Regions from separate parts of the Homo sapiens genome. Here region 2 is linked to region 1. Evidence: read pairs that join two places in POLR2A ChIA-PET (ENCODE). Cell type or tissue: A673. All regions are shown on one strand. Links, peaks and the distances in the headings refer to the core of each region. The heading gives the core; the rest is flanking DNA.

Region 1 (2,899 bases), core at 271-2,770:
TTTCCTCATCTGTAAAAATGAAGCCAGTAATCCCGACCTTGCAGAGCAGCCATGAGGACTAGAGTGGGTGAGCAGGGCATCTGGCCAAGAGCCTAGCATGATGGAGTCTGAGGGGAGCGTTCAGTATCATCGCTACTCACCTTCTTCAGCGCAAAGGATGCTGTCTGGCCACCCCGCACCTCCTTGACAGGCATGCGCTTGCGATGGATGGATTTGACAGCAATGGACAGGAAGTTACCCAAGGGGTCTGGGCCCAGCAGCAGCGTGTCATTCAGCTTGATCAGGCCTCTCAGTGTTGTCCCCGAAACCACTGTCCCCACACCCTGCCAAGGAGAAGACCCTGGCCTCATAAGTGCATCCCCAGCACAGACCCACCCCCTGATGCCACTGTAGGAAGTGCCCACCCAGCTACCCGCCCAGAGCCACTTACCGGGACGGAGTAGGTGTCATCAATCTGAAACTCAGCAGGCTCCTCCTCCCTGTAGCTGGTGCGGGGGGAGAGGAGGTTGAGGAACATCTTCAGCAGATCTAGGTTCTCGCCTGTAACGTTGGAGATCTGGAATATCGGGCACATCCTAAGCAGAGGGAGAAGAGGAAGGAAAAAAGGAGAGAGGCACTCAGGAGACCAGGTCCTGCCCTGACACAGACCAGGGGCAGCAACAGGGCTCGAGGAGCAGATGCCACTATTCATGACTCCACCTCTCCCTCACCTGCCTCCAAGGGCTTGACCTCTTTGCCCTGACCTAGCAAGCTCCTGGCCAGCCCTACTCTGAGGCCTTCTTCTCTCACTCAGTTCTGTCTCTGACACCTGTCCTCTCCTCTCTGTCCTCCACCACTGCCCTAGTTTGGAACCTCATGACTGCTTCTTCCTAAAACACACGCATGCTTGCTTAAAATCCTTAACCGCCTTTCCACCACAGAGAAGATACCCCAAATCCCTCTCCCAACACTCACAGCCCTTTGGCTTGGGCTTGTAGCCATCTCTGCAGATTCACTTCTCGCAAATTCCTATATTCCAGCCACACCAGAGAACTCTCCCTTCTCCTAAAACTTTGGAACTTTTCTGCCCTTGTGGATTTGCTCACTCTGACCTTCCTTCCTGAATTCTTTCCCTTTTATGCAACTACCAGGCCCTCTCACCCTTCAGAGCTCATCTCAAATACCACTTCTTCCATGAAATCCTTCCTGGGTGGACACTCTTGACTCCTCTGAGTTCCTGGAGAGCTTTTTCTCTATTACACATGACTGCATCTGATTTTTCATCAGAGTCCTGTAAATGGCCTCTATTGCTCCTATTCAGGGTGACTGAATTAAAATCCTTGAGATCACGAATTACACATTCCCCACAGCTCCTAGAATAGTGCCTGCACAGAATAGGCACTCAAGAATATCAACAAGCTCAAATGGGGCTGTCTGAAATGTGCCCCCTCTGCAGGCTAACTGATGGTACTGAAGATCACATCAGGGCAGAGGCATAGGCAAAAAGCCAGGCTGCTCTGGGCCTGGCGCTATAGACCAAGCTCTGGGCAAACAGGCAGAGTTAGTAGAGTTCACCATTATCGAGAGAGCATCTCTCACCAAGGAGCTGAACACCTTGAGGACAAGGATTGTGTTCAATTCAACTCTGAATCCTCAACATCTAGATGAAGAGTCTCGCAGAACAAACATCCAATAAATATTTATGGAATGAAAGAATACATTAATGAGTAAATGCCAAAACTGATCTGATTAGTGAGCTTTTGAGGAACAACAGTATAAAAAACTGAGTTACAAAAATGGCTGTGTATTTACCATCCATCAGCCAGGCAGGGCATTAAGTGCTCTACATACTTCATTTCCAACATTCACGGGAGCCCTACAGGGAAGGGAATGTTATTCCCATTTCACAGATAAGGACACTGAAGTCTCAGCCGGGATGCCAACCCCAGGAATGCCAGCACCTCACAATCTGGGTTACGTGATATTACCCCTGGGCAACAATGCTGGCTTGGGAGACCCTGCGCTAAGATTGGAAGCTTCTATTTCCTCCGATCTCTGAATAGGGAGAGGTGTTGATGTGGTGTTTTCATGAGACCTTATGCCCAAACTGACAGCCATTCCAGGCCCATCACTCACTGTGGTCCTGCCTGCAAGGGTGCCTGTCTGAAGTGTGCGCTCCCCACGCGTTACCTTTCAGAGCTGAAGTTGGAGGCTGTGACAATCACATCATCTTTGCTCTGCACCAGCACGGGGATCTTCCGGCAGCCTGGTGACTTCAGCAGGCGCTGTAACAGCTTCAGGGTTTCTTAAAGGGTGCAATGGAACAGAATTAGGGGGACACAGCCTTCTCTTTGGCCAGGCTTTAAGAGCAAGATGGGTCCACTCATTACTGATGCAAGCAGGAGACAGACAGATAGATGGACCAGTGTTAAATGCCACAATGCCTGGAGAAGCAAAAAGGAGGATCAAAACTTTGGGTGCTGCTAGAGTAAGAAAAGCACAGATGGGGCCTCTTTTCTAGGGTTCTGCGTCTGAAACCTGGCAGATTTCTCTTGTGTCTAGACGACCTGCCTCCTGTAAGCATGTGACTTGAGGGTCCCCAAGAAAAACAATTCACTTCACACTTCAGTTCTCAGAATGCACTACTTCCTGGAAAAAAATCTCATCCAACAAAAAGGATCTCTTAGACATTTAGAAGTCTACAGAGACCCTTATTATGAGGCTTCCCAAAGGGATACTTTTCTACAATCTTTAGCAGTGAGGGAGAAAGGCATGAAGGCTTAGTCCTGCAACCCTGTGTCAAAGCTTTGGTGGCAAAAGGTAATCAGACCCTCTGTCCAAACTTCCCCGTATATATCCAGCTTAGCTGGTAGAGCCCAACTCCTTCTGCCTGGGGTCACCTGAAAAGAGGTGCCAGATT
Region 2 (2,899 bases), core at 309-2,808, 78 kb before region 1:
CAAATGTTTACAAATTAAGCAAAACACTTCTAAATAACTCACGGATAAAGGAAGAAATCATAATAGAAATTAGACAATTTTAACTAAATGATAATGAAAATGTGGAACAGCAAAGCATGTGAGATGCAGTTGAAGCTATGTTTAGAGGGATATTGGTAGGCATAAATGTATACATTAGGAAAGAAGGAAGGCTGATAGTCAATTAAGGCTCCATCTCAAGCAATTGGAAAGAGTAAATCCAACAGAAAGAAAGTAGAGGAAGTAATAAAGATAATAGCAGAAATTAATACAATAGAAGACAATTTTTTTCTTTTTTGAGATAGAGTCTCACTCTGTTGCCCAGGCTGGAGACTAGTGGCGCGGTCTCAGCTCACTACAACCTCCACCTCCCGGGTTCAAGCGATTCTCCTGCCTCAGCCACCTGAGTAGCTGGGATTACAGGCACTACCACACCCGGCTAATTTTTGTATTTGTAGTAGAGACGGGGTTTCACCCTGTTGACCAGGCTGGTCTCAAACTCCTGACCTCAAGTAATTCACCCATGGCCTCCCAAAGTTCTGGGATTACAGACATGAGCCACTACGCCCAGCCAGAAGACAAAAATATTATAGAGAGAACCAATAAAGCCAAAAATTGGTTCCTTCTAAAATAAGGATTTAGGATGGTTAAGTTTCAGTGAAGCAGAAAGAAGAGAAAGGGCCCTGGCATGGTGGCTCATTCCTGTAATCCCTGCACTTTGGGAGGCTGAGGGCGGAGGATCACTCAAGGCCAGGAGTTCAATACCAGCCTGGCCAACAAAGCAAGACTCTGTCTCTATATAGAAAAGAAAAGAAAGAGAGAGAGAGAGACAGAAAGAAGGAAAGAAGGAAGGGAGGGAGGGAGAGAGAAAGAGAGAAAGAAAGAAAGGAAGGAAGGAAGGAAGGAAGGAAGGAAGGAAGGAAGGAAGGAAGAAAGAAAGAGAAAAAGAAAAAGAGAGAGAGAGAGAAAGAGAAAGAGGCCGGGCGCAGTGGCTCACACCTGTATTCCCAGCACTTTGGGAGGCTGAGGTGGGCGGATCACGAGGTCAGGAGATCAAGACCATCCTGGCTACCACGGTGAAACCCCATCTCTACTAAAAATATAAAAAATTAGCCGGGCCTAGTGGCAGGTGCCTGTAGTCCCAGCTACTCAGGAGGCTGAGGCAGGAGAATGGCGTGAACCCGGGAGGCGGAGCTTGCAGTGAGCCGAGATCGCGCCACTGTACTCCAGCCTGGGCGACAGAGCGAGACTCTGTCTAAAAAAAAAAGAAAAAAGAAAAAAAAGAAAGAATGAGAGAAAGAGAGAAGGAAGGAAGGAAGGAAAAAGAAAGAGAGAGAGGAAGGAAGGAAGGAAGGAAGGAAGGAAGGAAGGAAGGAAGGAAGGAAGGAAGGAAGGGAGGGAGGGAGGGAGGGAGGGAAAGGCAGGGAGAAAGTTCTGGGAGCTAGGGAGTGCCCGGGGTGGGGAGCTCCAAGAACAAGCCCCAGGGAGCTGTAACAAAGACTTTGTCACAGCTAGCCTGAAGCTAGCTGTGCTCTGGGAAAGGATCCAAGCTTACAGCTGAGCCACATTCCCCACCTTTGGGTCATCTGGACCTAGCATGAAGCAACCCCCAGGAAACTGGAGAACTGCCTCGTCAGGAATGGAGTGAGAGGTGCTCAGGGATGGGGGTAGGAGAGCCTAACACCTCTTCCCCTTCCGCTCAACTCTGGTCCACACAAGGCTTTCTCTTTTTTTTTTTTTTTTTTTTTTTTTGAGACAGTCTCACTCTGTTTCCCAGGCTGGAGTTCAGTGGCGCAATCGCGGCTCACTGCAGCTTCCAACCTCCACCTCCCGGGGTTCAAGCGATTCTCGTGCTCAGCCACCCGAATAGCTGGGATTACAGGCATGCACCACCATGCCTGGCTACTTTTTGTATTTTCAGTAGAGACAGGGTTTCACCATGTTGGCCAGGCTGGTCTCAAACTCCTGACCTCAAATGATCCACCCACCTCAGCCTCCCAAAGTGCTGGGATTACAGGCATGAGCCACCACTCCCGGCGACAAGGCTTTCTCTATTTTAAGAATTCATTAAACATTTCCTGTGCTCTAGAAACCATACTGAGAGCTGGGGATTTGGAAATGAACAAGGCAATGGGAGCATGGTGCAGGAGGAAGAAAATGGGCTCTCATGATGCAGTTTGGGGCTCAGATTCTGGCTCTGCTACTGAGAGACAGGTGACTCTAGTAAACTCAGAGCCTCAATTTCCCCATCTGCAAAATGGGGACAATAAAACTGTTCTTGCTAGGTGGTAGTGAGAACTAAACAAGAAAATATAAATCAAGTGGCAAATAACAGCTGCTCAATAAATATAATGATTTTTCCTGCTCCCAGGAGCTTTCAGTCCAGAACAAGGCAGCCATATACACAAACAAGTGACACTCAAATAGTGGAACTGGAGGTACATCCCTGCAGTATCTGAACAGAGAAGCTGTTGTTCAAGTCTATCTGTTTTGCCTGAGTAGGGCAACATGTGTGTGTGCTGTCCCGGGAGAAGCTTCATAACACTCAACACACACTCACCCCAGGTGTCAAAAACCTATACTATAATCTCAGGTTCAGATCTTTGCGTCCAGCCCCCTATATGATCTTAAATCTCCTTCTCAACTTCCCGCTAAGTGATCCTCCAGCCAAGCCTTAAATACCTCTTCCTCCAGCAAGAGGACCCAGGAGTCTAGGTCACATAGAACCTTAGAGACAGGGCTAGAATTCAAGCATGAGTCCTTTCGCTGGAGGGAAAAGAGGAGAGCGACAGACATTTAATCCCCCGTAAAGTGCTGCGTGCAAGTTATGCCATCCAACCCTCATGACCCTTCCCATTTTATAGATGAAGAGGGTTGGGCT

What was found. Peaks named below come from ENCODE experiments on the same cell type or tissue, not always from the same donor. Only the 100,000 strongest peaks of a DNase experiment are listed, where the experiment ranks them.
Region 2: POLR2A ChIA-PET joins it to region 1 with 14 read pairs; 5 of 35 experiments call an interaction of 5 or more read pairs at or near these places.

What each region holds. Positions count from the first base shown.
Region 1 is chr22:38,723,682-38,726,580 of GRCh38, reverse strand. It overlaps GTPBP1 (GTP binding protein 1), which reads right to left. Exons shown (of 12, transcript NM_004286.5): 6 at 2,170-2,284; 7 at 431-575; 8 at 141-323. Among named protein-coding and RNA genes, the nearest start is that of GTPBP1, 19 kb to the right of the region's middle. In A673, for the core only: a CTCF peak has its summit at 1,421 (motif pointing left); a DNase peak (open chromatin) is centred at 1,430.
Region 2 is chr22:38,801,658-38,804,556 of GRCh38, reverse strand. No RefSeq gene overlaps it. Among named protein-coding and RNA genes, the nearest start is that of DNAL4, 9.0 kb to the right of the region's middle. In A673, for the core only: no CTCF peak of the experiment used is centred there; DNase peaks (open chromatin) are centred at 1,586 and 2,126; H3K4me3 peaks cover 637 bases; H3K27ac peaks cover 2,383 bases.